Regions from separate parts of the Mus musculus genome. Here region 2 is linked to region 1. The links are chromatin loops, found by intact Hi-C in ENCODE. Cell type or tissue: heart. All regions are shown on one strand. Each heading gives the region's core, and the rest is flanking DNA. Links, peaks and the distances in the headings are about the cores only. Region 1 holds the start of Plcb4 (phospholipase C, beta 4). Region 2 has its middle 11 kb from the start of 9630028H03Rik.

Region 1 (8,151 bases), core at 1,747-6,746:
CATTACAACTGTTTACTTTGGTTCTCAGTGTCTTTAAATTGTTTAAGTTCTCTCGCACAAAGTGGCACAAGGTTCGGGAGGGAGACCCTGGGGCCAAGACAGCTCATGTCAGGCCTGTCTCTTAGCTGCTCCCTTTTCTAAGATGTATGTTTCTAATTAAGGCAAACTGGACAAATGGGGCAGTGGTGACCTCTTCATTTCCAAAGGACAATGTGTAAAGAGCTAAGTAGAAACCTTGATTAATGGGCCACTTTAAACTGGGATAATATCCGCATTGCCCTTTCTCTAGAGAGGATGCAACGTGGTCTTTTGCAGTCCAGGGTGTTAATCTGAAGCTCCTTAATGTTGCTGTCCCCCTGTCATATTTCACAAGAACAACCTTAGAGTTTGTAAACATTCAAGTGATTATACTGTTTGTATAATAGATGCTTCCAACTTTCCTGTGCCTAATGCTGATTTGTGTAACAGCACATTGCTAGGGAATTATGGCTGATTTCTAAAACAGAGGGGTATTCAGGGGTCCATAGTCCAGGGAAAGCCTTCACGAGTGGCTGAAGACATCCCTTACCCTCAACCATTTGCCTTCCTTCTTGCCAACCTGAGACTCTGGGAGGTGCTGCTTTTCTCCATTGTCTCTGTGTTCCCAGCAGACGTTGTGGAACTTCCTTTCAGAAGGCATGGTCAGTAGTGTGGCCTTGCTAACATGAACTCCAGACTTGGGATGCCATGAAACATAGGGGAAAAAATGTACACTCGAGGGATAGAGTGGAGAATGGGGCTTCAGGAGCCTCCTCAATATCTCCTCAGCAGAGAACTAGCAGTTAGACCTGCCCCAGAGACTGTCAGTGGTCTCCTTCCATAGTAAACCGAGATAGGATCTCAATGGCCATAGGTTAAAGGCAAAGCCATTTATCCCCTTTCTTCTCCCTTCCTTCTAACAGTTCTGGGGAACCATGCCCAGATGGGCAAGGGGCAGCAGGCAGTGGACAGGATAGTATTTAAGTCAAATCCTGTGCCACCAACTTCTACTTTAAGGAATCAAGGGGCCTATCTGAACCCCTGCTGGTGAAAAGGAGAAACCTGAAAGTAAGGGGAGGATTTCCCTTGGTCTGAGTTCAAGTGCTGTGCAAGGTATCAGAACTGCCCTAGTATGGACAACTGCTTATTACAGGCTCCCTCTTTGTGTTCTTGTTCCTATAGGCATTATCTTTATTCTTTTTCCTTAAAAAAAATGTACTTTCGATTAAAACAGAATTACACCATCAGCACCTCCTTTCTCCTTCCAGGAAGAAAGGGCTCTCTGAGGAACCCTTCCTTTCCTACAGACATTTTCAGTGTGAATCTCTCTAAAACCAACCATCCATCCATCCATTCATCCATCCATCCACCCATCCATCCATCAGTCAATCTGGTCATAACCTTGCTTGACAACTTCCAATGGGCTCACAGGGTACTTACTTATAAGCTTTATGTTCAAAGTCCTTTCTGTGTTCTTAGAGGATGTGACTCCCAACTGCCCCAGAATTCTCAATTCTCCTCACTTTACGCCTCGGTGAGACACCCTGGTTCCTTCCTGTTTCTGGAACAGGTCAAACAAATTCTCACCCTAGCTTCCTGCTGTTCCCTGCTGTGGACAGGCTTCTTCCCAGACATTCACCTTTCCCTGTTCATCCAGGTTCTATTCAAATGTTAAATCCTGAGGGCGGACATCTCAGTCCCAGTCCAAACTAGCAGTCTTCCCTGCCTATTTCCGGAAGTTCTTTTTCATTTCCTTTGCCCATTTTAACGTGTCACTGGCTGTCTCTTATGATAGTATATAACTTCATCCAGGAAACGACTTTGTCTTATGTTTACCTGAGAGTCTTGGGCAAAGAGTAGTGAGTGTGTCTGGCACAGAAAAGCCTTTGAAAAGTGTCTAAGAAGCCATTAAGGAGTGGGAAAAGGAGCCGCCATGAAATCATATTTCATTTAGGATTCAGAAAGCTCCACTGTTCATGTAACATTGAGTGGTAACAGGCTCAGTGTTAGTGTGAGCACCTGATGGAACACAAGACTACCGTGAGCTTTTTTTCCCCCCCATACGTAAAATGAAATGTTTAATCTATAAAACTCGGAGTGAACTCTACGGTAGAAGTCTAGATTTACAGAAGTTTGTTTATGTGTTGGACCTCTTTGAAATGGCCATTCTGTTTTTCATAAACTACTATAAAAAGCGCAGTGTATGAAGTACTATCTTAAGTTGGGACTGGCGTTTCTTGCTGCTGGAGTTAGCAGCTTGCTGTATGAAACCCATGCAGAAGCATCTTGTGTGTGTGGCTGCAGCGAAGAACTGCTCGGCTGATACCAGTCCCAGGAGCGCATCCAGAGAAAGGTGAGCACTCAGTAATTGTTTCAGGCTATGGTGTGTTGGTGGTTTTGTTAGCCATCAAAGACCAACTAATTAACTATATTTGAGTATATTATGTACTAAGTTCTACTGCTAAGAACTGTCAGTCACATAAGTGATAGCTTCTAGCTCCCCTTTCTGGGGATAATATTTGAGGCACATAAGACATACAAGAGAAGGCCTGAAGGACTGGTTTGAGTTTAGCTATACTATTTATTGGCTGCTCAACCTGGGGCAAATTCCTTACCCTTTCTGAGCCACAGCTTTCTCACATGCAGGGAAAGCAGGCCTAAAATACTACCCCAAGCCCTCAGCTTACAAGCAGCAATATCAGAATGAGTTGTTAGAGATGGAGAACATATGATTTTACTTCTGTCTTGTCTAATGAAAATCTGCATTTTAAAAAGCCTTTCAGGCAGTTCATGTGCCCGGTTTGCGGCACTCTCAAAAGCAGTCTTAACACACTGGCATGAAGACCCTGACCAGTGCAGTATCAGCTTTCTCTGGCATCTTTATTCTCTTTTTAACCTTGGTGGAAAAGCTGATCTGGCTTAGTGAATGTTTCTGTAGGTTTTGTCACAGACAGGCAGGCAGACACTGCAGAAAAACCTTTTTCAAGGCTAACTTAAATCTGAAGCTTTGTGTTTGGCTAGAGAGTGGTCAGTAGCTCTCAGTCCATCTCCCTTAAATTGGTAAATTATTTTTTTCTTTCTCGTTTTGAGACAGGGTTCAGGTTGGTCTTGAACCGACTGTATAGTTTAGGCTGCTCTGTAAACTAACTGGGATTACAGGCATGTACCATCACACATCACACTAGTTGATCAACTTTTGGTGGTTATTTTCTTTCTATCCATGCTGAAACGGCCAGAATGAACGAAGGGTGCGACACTTTGGGGTTTTCAACTGCTGTATCCACGGTGCCTGGACTGTTCCTTTGTGCCTACACTTCTGCCCTCTTCTCCATTTTTTTTTTAAGCTAACCTCTAAACCGACCCCTTTCCTCTTGACCCGCCAGCCCAGTTCAGGCAGCTGAGCATGCCCAGTTCAGCCGCCAGCATGGGCCCCAGTCCCCAGTGCGCAGGTGCCACGTCTCCGGGTTTTGGTGGCCGCCGCCAGGCAGGAGAGGGAGGAAGCCGAGTGGCCTCGGTAGGAGGAAGCCCTCGGGGAGTTCCGGAGCGGCTCCAGTGTAGGGTCTCCACAAAGGGTGACGCTGGATGCACATGGCCAGGCCGCCTCAGCAGGACTTCGGGCACCCGGGTGTCGGTTCAAAGGACAAGGAGAGCTGGCCACAGCGATCCCCAGCATCCCTGGAACCGAAGTCTGGGGGGGGGGGGTGGAGTGGGGTGCACGTCTCAGGATCACTTGGGGGAAGACTTTGGAAATCACTTTCTGGCTCAGTGTGAGCCCGTTGTAGTACTTCCTCCGGCAGATTGTTTTTCGGGCTGAATGAATAAAATCCCTGTCTCACAGTGCCTGCTGCAGTGTACAAGCTCTCCGTGTTTGTTCAATGTAACATAGACGAAAGCGCAGTTCCCGCTCCCCGCTCCCGGTTCTGGCTGGCTCGCACCCCCTCCTCCCGGGCCGGGCACCCGCTGAGTCCGTGGCCAGCGGCGCGTGGTGTCCCGCTGCTGGCTCAGCTCAGTCCCCACGGGCGCGCGCCCAGACCCTGCACCGGGAAGGCGGCGGCGGCGACCCCGGGACAGCCAACCCCCACCCCGGCCGGCCCGCGCGGCCCCGGTCCACCCCCAGCCCCGCCGGGCGCCGCACTGGGCATGCTCCGTAGCCCGGCAGGTTGGGGCTGCGAGGCGACGGCTTGGGCTCCAGAGGCAGCGTCGCGGCCGGGAGTAGGGGCGGCGGGCCCGGGGCCGCACGGGGCCCGGCTCGGCGGGAGCGGCGGGCGGGCGGCGCCCTGGGCAGCGGGCGGCCGAGGTGAGCGCAGCGGGGAGGCGCTGGCCGGTGGGGGGCGGAGGCGGCGGAGGGCGGGGCGGCGCCGGAGGGGCTCGGCGGCCGCGGCGGCGGGGAGGGGGTGGCGGCGCGCGAGCGGCTCAGGAGCCGCGCCGCAAACAGGCTCTCACACGCGCGCACACACACACACACACACACACACACACACACAGACACTCACACGCGCGCGCGCGAACACAGCGGGGCTCCCGGAGGCGGCGGTGGCCGCATCCCCGGCAGCGACTCGCCTGGAAGTGACAGGTAGGAGAAGGCGCTTTGGGTCCCGCCCGGGGATGCTCCCGCCGCTCCCAGCCCGCCGGGCTACTCGGCTTCCCGCGGGTGCGTCCCGGACGCGCGCGCGCGCCCCCGGTTGCCCTGCCGGGGACCCGGTGCAGGTGCGGGGTGCGAGGCGTCCTGCGCGGGAGGCAGGGGACCCCGCCGCCACCCGCCTCTCCGGCAATCATCTGCTACTGGGTTTCCTCTGCCTACCCGGACGTTCACCCTCTTCTGCGCTAGAAATAGCTCGGCTCGACGTGTATATGATTATTTTGGTTGGAAATAGTTGGCACTGTGCAACGCATGTAAATGTGTGTGCGTGTGCATCTTCAGCGTCTTCTGGGGACAGCTTACGAATGATAGACCGTTTCCAGTTGACACTGACAGGCTAAGCGCTCCTTCAGGACAGTATCTGGGCCTCCTAAAAGCATGTAAAAGAACATTGCTTTATTTTCAGAAGTTTAAAGTTGTTTTTTCTTAGTCAATTAGAAATTGTCTATATTGTACAATTTTTGAGTTTAGACTCAGTAAACTACTGAATCTAAGTGTGAAAACACAGAATTTTCCAATTGAACAACTCTAGAGTTATAAAGCCAGCATTTCTAGAAAGGCAAATGTCTTATATTCCACAAATATGCATGCATTTGAGATATGACTTTAAAAAAATAACCCTAAACTTCTATAGTGCTTCTTCCTATTTCTCTAAAGCAAGGGGCTTGAGATTTAATTTGGGGCAAAACATTCATGGACAGTCGCCATCTTTTGAAGTAGAAGTGGGATGCATAGTGGTCCATAAATTTAAATTATCCATTGGTGGAGATAATGTGTTGAATAAACATGGCTAGCAGTAAAGTCCATGCACAGGCAGGTGTATAATGCTTTGAAAAAAATTGAATTTCTCTTTTAAGGAAAAATCAGACCATAAAATAAAGATGACCAGGAAGAGCAACCAGTGACTTTTTACCTGGGTGGACTCCCAGGATCTCAGAAAGTGAAGAACTACTCTTTAGGGTAGGAAGATGTGTGTGTGTGTGTGTGTGTGTGTGTAAAATTTCAACTTAATCCTTTTAGTATTTTTAAGACTGATGTTTTTAAAGATGTGTTTGAACTGAGAACCGAATATTTTGAACCCTTCAAACTTTAATATCCTAAGTTGCAGAGTGATACAGAGGATGAGAAATTCCTCTCACTAGGATTTTGTGGTGTAATCCCTGACTGACTGTGTTATGTAATCTCGAATTTTTCCCCCACAGAACAGTCTTGCATAGTTTTCAACTGGTGTATTGATCTATTATATCATCTATTTTTTTTTTTTACACTGTAGACATTTAATACATGACTGGTGTCTTGGGGAGAACCTCGTGTAAGAAAAAATTACTTTTAAAATGGAATTTCACTTTCTGAGCGTTTTTATGTTGGTGAAACTGGTTTGACAGAAGGAGTGCATCTTCACATGTAACAGTGTGCTGCAGAGGGCTGAGTGTTGGCCTCCCAAGTGTGCTCTGCTCCCCTGCCCCCTCCCCGCTTTTATTACTCAGCCATCAGAACTTAGTTTTGATTTAGCTTTGATGATATCACTACCAGCTCTGAATTAATCGCTGTGGAAATGCTGTTTTACAAGTAACTGTCAAAACAGAATTTCAAAAGACTCCATTTGATCACAGAGAGCACATTTACATCTGTTGGAATAATTCTACTTTTACTTTACAAATGCACACCCACGCAGGAGGGCTTTGTGCTGAAATATTCTCTTTTCCGAGCTTTATATTTGTATCTTTTAAAATGTGAATGATGTTAAAACTTACATGCCTCGGAATCCAGGCTTCGTGCTTACTTTCATAGCTGATAGGGAAATATGGGAATTAAAAAAAAAAAAGAAAGGAAAAACCCTTAAAGCTTTCAAAAGAGCTTTTTAAGAAGTGGAGTTTAAAGGTTTGTATCACCCTTGAAACCTTTCATCCCATCCCCAATAGAGACCAATGGGTGCTGGTGCTGCTAATATATTTGTTTATCCTCTTTCCAAGAATCTAGCTGCTTGTAAATCAATTTATACTGCTGATTTTGTACAACATGGTACATCATTGGCAGCCCTAGTGAACGTGCTATTTTCTTAGGCTACTACTAATTTGTTTTCGATTTTGGTTCACTGGGAATTGAATGACTAAATGATTGCCTTGCGTTCCTGCCTACCTGCCCTTCATATGAAATCGGGTTTATACACGATTGTGATGTTGTATGTGAACCCATCACAGTGGCATGTTATGTTGTGACAGGCTGGGATATAAGCTTCTGGGAACAGTGTCTTGTTTGTCACCCCCAGTTTTTTAGGTGCAGCAGGCAAAACCCAAATGCCAGAATTGATGAATTGGTGGATTTTTATAAAGTTAATAATTAGCTGCCACTTTTTTTTTTTTAAATTTTAAAGTCTTCAGTTGCAAACAAATTACATATATTTGGACCAGAGCAGTTAGGTAATAGTGCTATAGAAAGGAATAGTTTTTGTAATTTTCACACTTTCAACAAATGCCTTGTTAGTGAACTCAGCTACTTTGGGGAAATATTACTTGATAATGAAAATTGTGAGGCACACTAGGACTCGTTTCGTGTCATTTGTGACCAGTTCCACTGCTTGCTTACTATCAGGGATGACACATGCTTTGAAAACCAGATCTTGGTGAGTTCCATAAAAGCAAGATGCGCTGCTTCTGATACTTAGAATGAGGTCAAGAATCCTGAGGATATTTGCTGATCACTGTTGGTAGTGCACAGCCAGACTGCAGTTTGTAAACAGTTACTTTTCACTTCCTAAGTGAAGGAGTCTGTGGAGGAGATGTAATCACCTTGTGAGAAATAAGGACATCCCCTAGGCTGACAGGCACCTGGTTTTACTGCTCAAGTTCAAATGTTAGCCTTGTTTGCAAGGATACTGTTTAACTCTCAGGGCAGTCCATGTCACTGTTTCCCATGTCCAGGTCCGTCAGACCCAAGGCATAGAACAACCTTGCTTCTATCCCTTCGTATTTATTTTTCTGTGTAATAGTTTTTTCTTTGATAAAGCCCCACCCTTTAAAGAAGAACTGCTTCTTCAAGCTGTAATATTGTTTTCCAGTTCTACCTTGAGTGTTCATGCCTCTAGTTCTTTACAGCCAACAAAGAGTGGGTTGCCTGCGGTGTGGGGAGACTGGAGGTGGACTACTAATACAGTAGCGAGTAGATGGCTGAGAATCCTGCGTTGTCCATATAGTTCAGCCTGCTTTCAAAAAGTTGTCCCTGAGTGATCTTTATTTGCGAAACCCATTTCACGTGAGTGGGAACCTCACTTTCTGAGAGCCTGGCTGGGTTCTCCTCCCTTTGGATGTTGTCATTCTGGGGAAGATGTAACCAGAGTTCCTAGTGGGAGGGAGGAATGCCCTCCCTTTCAAATCTTAGCCAGGACATCATTTTGTTCAGTAGAATGAATGGCCAGTTTTAGAAAAAAAAATTCCTGGTATGAACTGGACCCTTTCTCTCCTTTACTTTATGGAAGCAAAACAGGTGGACAGGAT
Region 2 (8,151 bases), core at 2,025-7,024, 87 kb before region 1:
GGTATAATAACTTCGTCAATTACTAAGTAGTGAAGAATATCTAAACATACATTTCTAAACAGTACAGGCACAGCTGACAGGAAAATACATCTATGGTGTTTACTGGTAATGGAGTTGGAGCCGGTTTGTTATCTACATTCTTTAACCGAAGGAACTACACCAACTCAGTTAGAAATCCCTACAAGATACATGTTTTCTCATTCTTATACAAGTATTCCCTGAATTCTACCCCATAGATTCCCCATGGATGCTTTTCGGGGACGCATCTTACCCTGGTTAGAAACCACACTCTGTGAAGTCAATAATCCCCCTAGCAGGTCATCTAGGTTTCTTATACTTTGTCTGCAAAACTAGAGATTAATGGACATTTTGGAAGTTGTGACGAGTCAAGGTGAAATCCTTGGAGCTGTATGTGGTCTGAGGTAAATGCTCTGTTAATACCTATTCTGATTTTCACAATCACTGGAACAGATGCACGCTAGCCTGATCTTTTCTCTAAAGGAGAACATGGTTTGTTTGTAGTGTGAGACGTGAGAGGACAGCTACAGGTAACCTCATAAGATACAGTGTGTTCACTATGCTGAGCTGACATGATTTTCCGACTGTGTTCTATCAGGACAGTGTCTCAAAAGGATGAGGAAATCCCTGCCCCAGTCCCTCACCACCATGGCAGGACAGAGAGGAAAGCTGGCCCTGCCCCTTGCCTGCTGCACAGGGCCTTGTGACCTAACCTGGGCCACACAGTAGAGCTGGCCCTGATGGCAAAGGTGTGGGTGAGCCAGCCCCTAGGGCATGAGAGTGGGAGAGCTGACCCTGCCCCTTGCTGGCTGAGGCATTGGGAGAGCTAGTCAGGGCAGTGTTAGAGAGTTCACCCTGGAGGTGTGGGAGAGCTGACAGGAAAGGACAGCCAAGGAATTTTAGAAATTAAGTGTGTGCCCAAAGATTTTTTTTTTAAAGAAACATACTAGTACTATTTGAATATAAAGTACAGCGTCCATTTCAAGTGTTAATCGAAAAGGCTCCACTTATCTTTGTATACTGTTTATCTGGGTCTGTTTTTACAAGTTTAAGGTATCATAAGAGGCATCTTCAGGTGAGAGGCAAAATATTGTGACCCACATAAAACCACTGAGTCTGTCCAATCTATGTCTTCTTCCATCATTTTAATTAGCGCTTCATTATAAGAAATAATTCTGTGGAGTTTAAACTAGATTCTTTTTAAAGTGGGCTTAGCGTTGACTTTGGTGGGTCTGGTTGCCCTCATGGCAACACTGTGGTACTAAACATACTGTTGTATTTGTCTAAAAGGTGCTCAGTAAATGGTTCTGAAAAATAGCAGAAATCCCTTCTTGGCCTGCTCAGATGTCAACCAGGGACTAGTTTCTGGAACATACTGGAGAAAATTGAGCCCACGGAGGGAGGTTGACAGAAGCCACTTGGCACCAAAGTCTGGCTGAACCACTTCTAGCTTTGCTAAAGTGAAACTACTTTCAGAGGAGTGAATGTGACCACCTTTCCTCATTGTCTGAGCTCACTCTTTTAAAACCTGCTGGCCTTGGCTGCAGTGGCTGAGATACTGCCATCAGCATTGGGAGGGGGCAGTGTGTAGGCATCCATTACTTTGCAATGGTCCCCGTGGATCTCTGTTCCATTTCACCCTGGAAAATTCGTGAAGAAACCAGTGCAGACCTGTTGGTAAATCTTGTTTTGGCTATAACAAAGGTGAGGCTATTGGGGAGGGAGGAGCTGGGGTTTAGAAGGTGAAGTGCTTAGGTTTGTTTGCCAATACTCAGAGTCTCACACCTGGATTCAGATGCTAAGATTTATAGGAGGGACATTGCCCTGGTTTGCTTCTCTGCTACTATGCTAAACACCACGACCAAAAGCAACTTAGGGAGGAAAAGGGTTAATTTGGCATACATATTAAGATCACAATAAAGGATGTCCACACAGGACCACTCGCCAAGGGGTCCTGGGTACCACCCACAGTGTCCTGGGCCCTTCCAGATTCCCTATTAGCCAGGAAAATGCTCCACAGACACATCCATCAGACACTCCCATGGAGGCAATTTCTCAGTTGAGGTTTCCTCTTCCAAGATGACCCCTGTTTGTATCCAGGTAACAAAACCTTACTGGTAAAACCTATTAAGAGTATTCCACTTAAGTAATTAAGAGAACCTACAGAGTGCTCTAGATTCTGGAAAATCAGACTGGAAAATAATTGGGTAAAAGAGCAACACTTGACATCTAGTTGGCCAAAGCAATTCAATTCCTTATCATGGGCAACATTAGTGAAATGTGTGCAGGGTTGTTAGGATTGCTGTATTTTTTTAATGTTTTAGACTCTTACTTTCTTATACAAATTCTGTCTAACACAGGTATTGAGAATATGTTTTGGAACTGTCCATTAGCCAGGCTTTGCTAGAATAAAGCTGAGTATGAAACATCCCCCAGATCTCAGTGACTTCACAAAAACAAACAAACAAGACAAAATAAAACAAAACTCTTTATATTGTACTCATGGGTCCACAGTTTAACCTACCTAAGAGTATATCCCCCCACCAGGATGAGATCATTGCTTCATAGACATACTGCTTACACCTCAGAGCCCACGAATGCTAGATGCCACTCTGTCTTGATCATTCATACTCATTCTGAACATCTCCTTCTGTGCCATTGTCCAAAGCTAGTCATGGGGGCAAGTCTGACATCGATGGGGTGATAAAGTACACAGTAATACAGACAGCACGGGTCTCCTTGGAATGATAAAGAACTCAAGGCCCTGGCACCAACAGGAGCTTCAACCACAGCAATCCTTTTGGGCTTCAGTGCTACGTAAAAGAAATGCTCCATTGCTTGGCTGATTCCAGGCCTCTTGTTTAGCCAGTGAAGAATCTGGGCTCAGAGGGCACACGACTGGGCAGAGACTGGGGCTTGGGCTTTGCAGTCATGCCAAGATGACTTCTTAATCTCAGCTCTCTTTCTAAGTACAGACCCTCTGGTCTTGGTCATCACAAGAGGGAGACTGGTCTGGTCCTGAATCTTTTTTCTTTGTGGGGGGGAAGGGGTTTGAGACAGGGTTTCTCTGTATAGCTCTGGCTGTCCTGGAACTCACTTTGTAGACCAGGCTGGCCTTGAACTCAGAAATCTTCCTGCCTCTGGATCCCCAGTGCTGGGATTAAAGGCGTGCACCCCACGCCTGGCTTGTTCTGAATCTTAAGGTTCTCCAGATGCTATCACATTGAAGGATGGCATCTTGAACAGGTACCCTCACCTAAGGTGGACTCTGCTCAGACTGGAAAAGCCACTGGGTGCCACTTTGTGCATAGGGGGAGATGGAAAAGGATAGGTTGCTGTTGAAATACTGCTAAATTGTTGACTTTCCCTCCCCTTCTCTCTTTTCCACCTTCTAAAAAGCCAAATCTTGGTCACAATTTGGGTATGTATCTTCTTCCCCTAGTAGAGCACAGGTTGATGCTCCTGTCCTGTGACTTCCTACACACCTCTCCCCTCAGGGTACAATATCCATTCTATCTTCCCAAGTGCAGGACTCTGCGACTGTAAATTAATGCCCTTGTTCCCTACAGCCACAGGCAGCTTTGGAGGAAGATATGACTTCAGTCCTGAAGATAAGAAAAGTCCTGCTTGTGCTAGCAGTAAAAATTTACTTGTAGAAATAGGTGCTCCATTAGACAAAAACAAAAGAGCCCTTAGAACCAGTCAAAACCATTAGGATCATTGGTTCTGGTTTCAAACAAGCAGAGTAAACAAACTCCATTCCAAGTAGGAACTGTTTCTGCTGTCCTCCTTTAAGCTTTCCCGATCCAAGTTACAGTGTTTGGACTTTTCTGGAGTTTCCTTCTAGTGGGTTTCCCTTTATTGTGTGCTCCAGATGGCCAGTGGCTAGGACAAAGGCAAGCCCAGTTTAAACTATGACTTCACTTGTTTAGGACTTTGCTGGTGTCCTGTGTGTGCATGGCCCCGGAAGAAAGGTGTGGTCGCTGCATTGTTCTTCAATAAATGGAGCTCTGCTTCTCTAGTGTCACATCTTTCCACACTGTGGCTCCTGGCTCCGCTTAGGTTGACAACAGGAACGCTCAGTGTCTATATGCACATATCCCCCACCCCCACCCCCACCCAGCACTCTTGACCGCTCACTCACCATGTGATTCTCCACCCAGAAATTCAACAGCTTAGTGGTTAACATGGAGCACAATGAGAGAAGAAAGACAAACAAACACTCTGACTGATACAACCACTTTTCTCCACATGACTCTCCCTCTTTCTGCTTTCTCATGGCCAGAAATATTGACTTAAAAACACCTGAGGGCTGATGAGGTGACTCAGCGGGTAAGAGCACTGACTGCTCTTCCGAAGGTCCTGAGTTCAAATCCCAGGAACCACATGGTGGTTCACAACCATCTGTAATGACATCTGACGACCTCTCCTGGTGAGTCTGAAGACAGCCACAATGTACATTCATAAAAATAATAAATAAATCTTTAAAAAAAAAACACCTGAATATGGAAGACCGTACATTTCACAGTATAAAAAGAGATGGGTGAAGACACAGTCAGTCTCTCCAGTGACCATGCACTCTTCTCAATGGTAAAAACACCATGTCTAATTTTGCTTCACTGACCAAAGCAAATGGCAGAAACAAGCCTTGGGGAGGGGGGTGGGGCATGTGAGGGAAGGGTCACTGCCCATGGAACTTGTTGGAAAGATGGGATACAGGTCCTCACACTGAAAGCCTACATGTAGCACCCCTTGACTGGAAATCACAGTGAGTTCATCCAAGAATCTCTGGGGAGCTGAACAAAATTAGTATTTTTATACAGTTAAGGAAAAGTCATGATCAGTGAGACTGAATTTGAAACACTTCAGCCATCAGATAACCAAGTCATAATTCACATGACTTTGTCTTACGAGTTCAGATGAAGCTGGGCTACCGAGCCCTCCACCTACCTAGTAAGACCAGACCTGAAAACAGCCATGACTTCAAACTTGGCCTTCAAGTTCCAGGTGTCACAACTTTTTCTAAAGGCTTTCATGACATCTTCTTTTCTCCAGACATGACTAATTGTTTTTTACTTAGATGCATTATTCTTGCCATTTGTATGTGAGAAACCGTAAGTCAGTTCTCAGGACATGTCCTGGGGAATTATAATGAACAAAATAAGGATAGAACCTGCCAGTGACTAATTATGAGAAATGTAGGAGGTAAGTTGTCAGCTTGTCAGCTAAGTCTGATCCCATCATCTTCCTAGACATGCAGTGGTGGAAGTATACTGTGAGTAGTACGGAAACCATACATCCTCCCTCTCCATGGACATCGCTTTTTTGGGTAGCATGACTATTTAACTCAAGAGATCAATATAATAGTTTTTATAATACATAGTGTGGGTGAAGATGACTGGAAGTTTGAAATTGCATGGGAGAGATTAAAACCTTTAAAAGTCAAGCCTGATTGCTATTTAGGACACGGAAGATAGAGAGTGGTTACAGACAGAAGTGGTGCAGTGTAACACACACACACACACACACACACACACACACACACACACACACACACACAAACTTTAGAAAATCCTCTGTTTCTGGTGTCTCCAGAAAAAGAAAGGCAGAGAAGGATAAATGTATAGAGGAAGGAATGCCAGCTCTTTTATTTTTCTCAAGTCTTTTGCCCAGGGAAGACTGCTATTCTAACTCGAAATTCTGTGACCTTCTCTGTCACTATACATGCAATATTTATTTTTGCTTCCCTGTGTGGATTTTGAGTGAGAACTCAAAGTATATAATTTCTAACTAAGGGACCGTGCAAAATAGAATCCAGTGTTGATTCCATAACCTCATTATTGGAAAGCACCCATGAAGTGGGAGTAGATTAATTATGTCCAGAGCAGGAAAATGTCTGCAGGGCTCCTCACCCATGAGACTAGCCTTTACATTTAAAGATTGTTCTACATCACACTTTTTGTAATATAAAGGATGCTAACTCTTTTTACTTGAATAACTCTGAATTCTAGTATCAGCTCCCTTCTCATTTAAAAACTATTCAATTTAAAGAAGATATGCAACCTCCCAATGCCTGAATTTACAGTTGCTTTTACTGCTACTACGGAAGATTTCAAATATACCTAAATGTAGAGAGAACAAAATAATGAAAATGTAAGTACACTTCAGTTTGAACCTTGACCAAACCTAGGACAAATCCAAACTGAAGGACTTTCTATAGCATAACTAATGAGTATATTACCAATGTAACAAGAGCATGAAAATTAATTGGGGGCAGACACTGGGACTAATCACAGACCAGAGAAGGAAAAGGAGATATGATAAGCAAATTCAAGACAGGACCCTCCCTAGGTTCCTGAAAAAGAAAGATGGCATTAGTTGAGGAAGTGGATGAAATTTCTGATTCACTTCATAGGATGGTATTATTGCTAATTTCCTGGTGTTGATCTTTGTGCAACATACGATGTGTGATCTCGGTGACATAGGATGTTACAATAGGAGAAGCTAAGCAATAAGTATTGGGGCCTTAGCTGCTAGAATAAAATATTGTACAACTTTTTTGAAATTCTAAGATTAATTTAAAGTTTAAAATATGATGTCTTAAGAATGATGCTTATTAGCATTCTGCCAGTTTCGTTTCATCTGTTCCTCCTCCCCTCATCACCGTGTGTGTGCATATATGTGTGTGAATGTGTATGTATGTGTATATGTGTATGTATGTGTATATGTGTATGAATGTGTGTGTTAATGTGTGTGTATGTATGCGAATGTGCGTGAGTATATATGTGTGTGAATGTGTATATATATATATATATATATGTGTGTGAATGTGCATGTGAATGTGTGGATGTATATATGTATGTGAATGGTGTGTATGTATGTGTGTGAATATGAGTGTGTATATGTTATGAATGTGTGTATATGAATATATATATGTGTGTATATGAATATATATATATATATACATATATTGCTGTGTGCATATATGTGTGTGAATGTGTGTGTGTGCATGTGTTTGTGTTTTTTGGCAAATGAAAACAGAATATAAATTTACTGTTTGATCTTTACAGATCTGTGACATGCTTGCAGTAACACAAGCGCATGCAACACAATTAACTATGTTTTTTAATACTTATGAGCAGGTCTGTGTTCCAGGTTACCAAGTGCCTCAAAAAAATGTCTGGTTTAGATTTTATTTGACCTAATCAGATTTCCAGCAAGGTGCCCATACTGCATTGCTTCCTATAGCCCTTAGATCTCTTAATCTGAGAGTCCTTGCCCCTCCTCCTTCTCTCCCTGGCATTTATTTTTGAAGAAACTGGGTCATGTTTTCTGCAGTTTCCCGTTTTGCTTTGGATGGCTCTAAGCCAGTACTTCTGGGTCTTTCTTATATAGAGACAATAGCCCTCACCTAAAACCACCTAAAAGCCTTGGTGAGAAAACATGAGAAACAGCCCAGCATTTATGAGTGTGCTTTTGCAAGCTCTGGCTGCCCTCTGCCCTCCTGTCCCCTCTGAAGGCTCCCGTGTGATTCTGAATGGTGGCTATGCACTTAAGGTGAACTTATCATTAAATTTATCCTCAGCTTGCACTCATGAGGATTAACAGATGTATTTTCAAAAATGATATAAAAATAAAAGACCCAGCCCTAGAGAAAGAGGCCAAGAAGAAAAATTCGATTCCATTTCTAAAAGTAACCATGTGACCATAAACTCAAAGGGTAAACTATAGACTTGTCACAGGTACCTTCTGCAAGTCTGCATATATGTATGTATATGTGTGTGAATGTGTATGTGAATGTGTGTTTGTGTGTACATGTGTATGAATGTGTGTGAGTGTGTTTGTAAGTGTGTGAATTTGTGGGGTTTTTTTTGTTTGGGGTTTTTTGTTTTGGTTTGGTTTTTTGTTTTTTGTTTTTTGTTTGTTTGTTTTCTGAGACAGGGTTTCTCTGTATAGCCCTGGCTGTCCTGGAACTCACTTTGTAGACCAAGCTGGCCTCGAACTCAGAAATCTGCCTGCCTCTGCGTCTCGAGTGCTGGGATTAAAGGCGTGTGCCACCACGCCCAGCGAATGTGTGTTTATGTGTGAGCATGTGAGTATGTGAATGAGTGTGTATGTGTGTGAATGTGTAAG

The links. Hi-C counts contacts between places; a loop is a spot of excess contacts. Peaks named below come from ENCODE experiments on the same cell type or tissue, not always from the same donor. Only the 100,000 strongest peaks of a DNase experiment are listed, where the experiment ranks them.
Region 2: it touches region 1 in a loop (2.9-fold over the local background); 9 of 42 quality-filtered maps call a loop at or near these places.

Annotation. Positions count from the first base shown.
Region 1 is chr2:135,655,140-135,663,290 of GRCm38, forward strand. Plcb4 (phospholipase C, beta 4) reads left to right here and starts at 4,408. Exons shown (of 39, transcript NM_001355153.1): 1 at 4,408-4,591. In heart, for the core only: a CTCF peak has its summit at 4,735; DNase peaks (open chromatin) are centred at 3,502, 4,352 and 4,602; H3K4me3 peaks cover 2,363 bases; H3K27ac peaks cover 2,531 bases.
Region 2 is chr2:135,567,753-135,575,903 of GRCm38, forward strand. No RefSeq gene overlaps it. Among named protein-coding and RNA genes, the nearest start is that of 9630028H03Rik, 11 kb to the right of the region's middle. In heart, for the core only: no CTCF peak of the experiment used is centred there; a DNase peak (open chromatin) is centred at 3,979.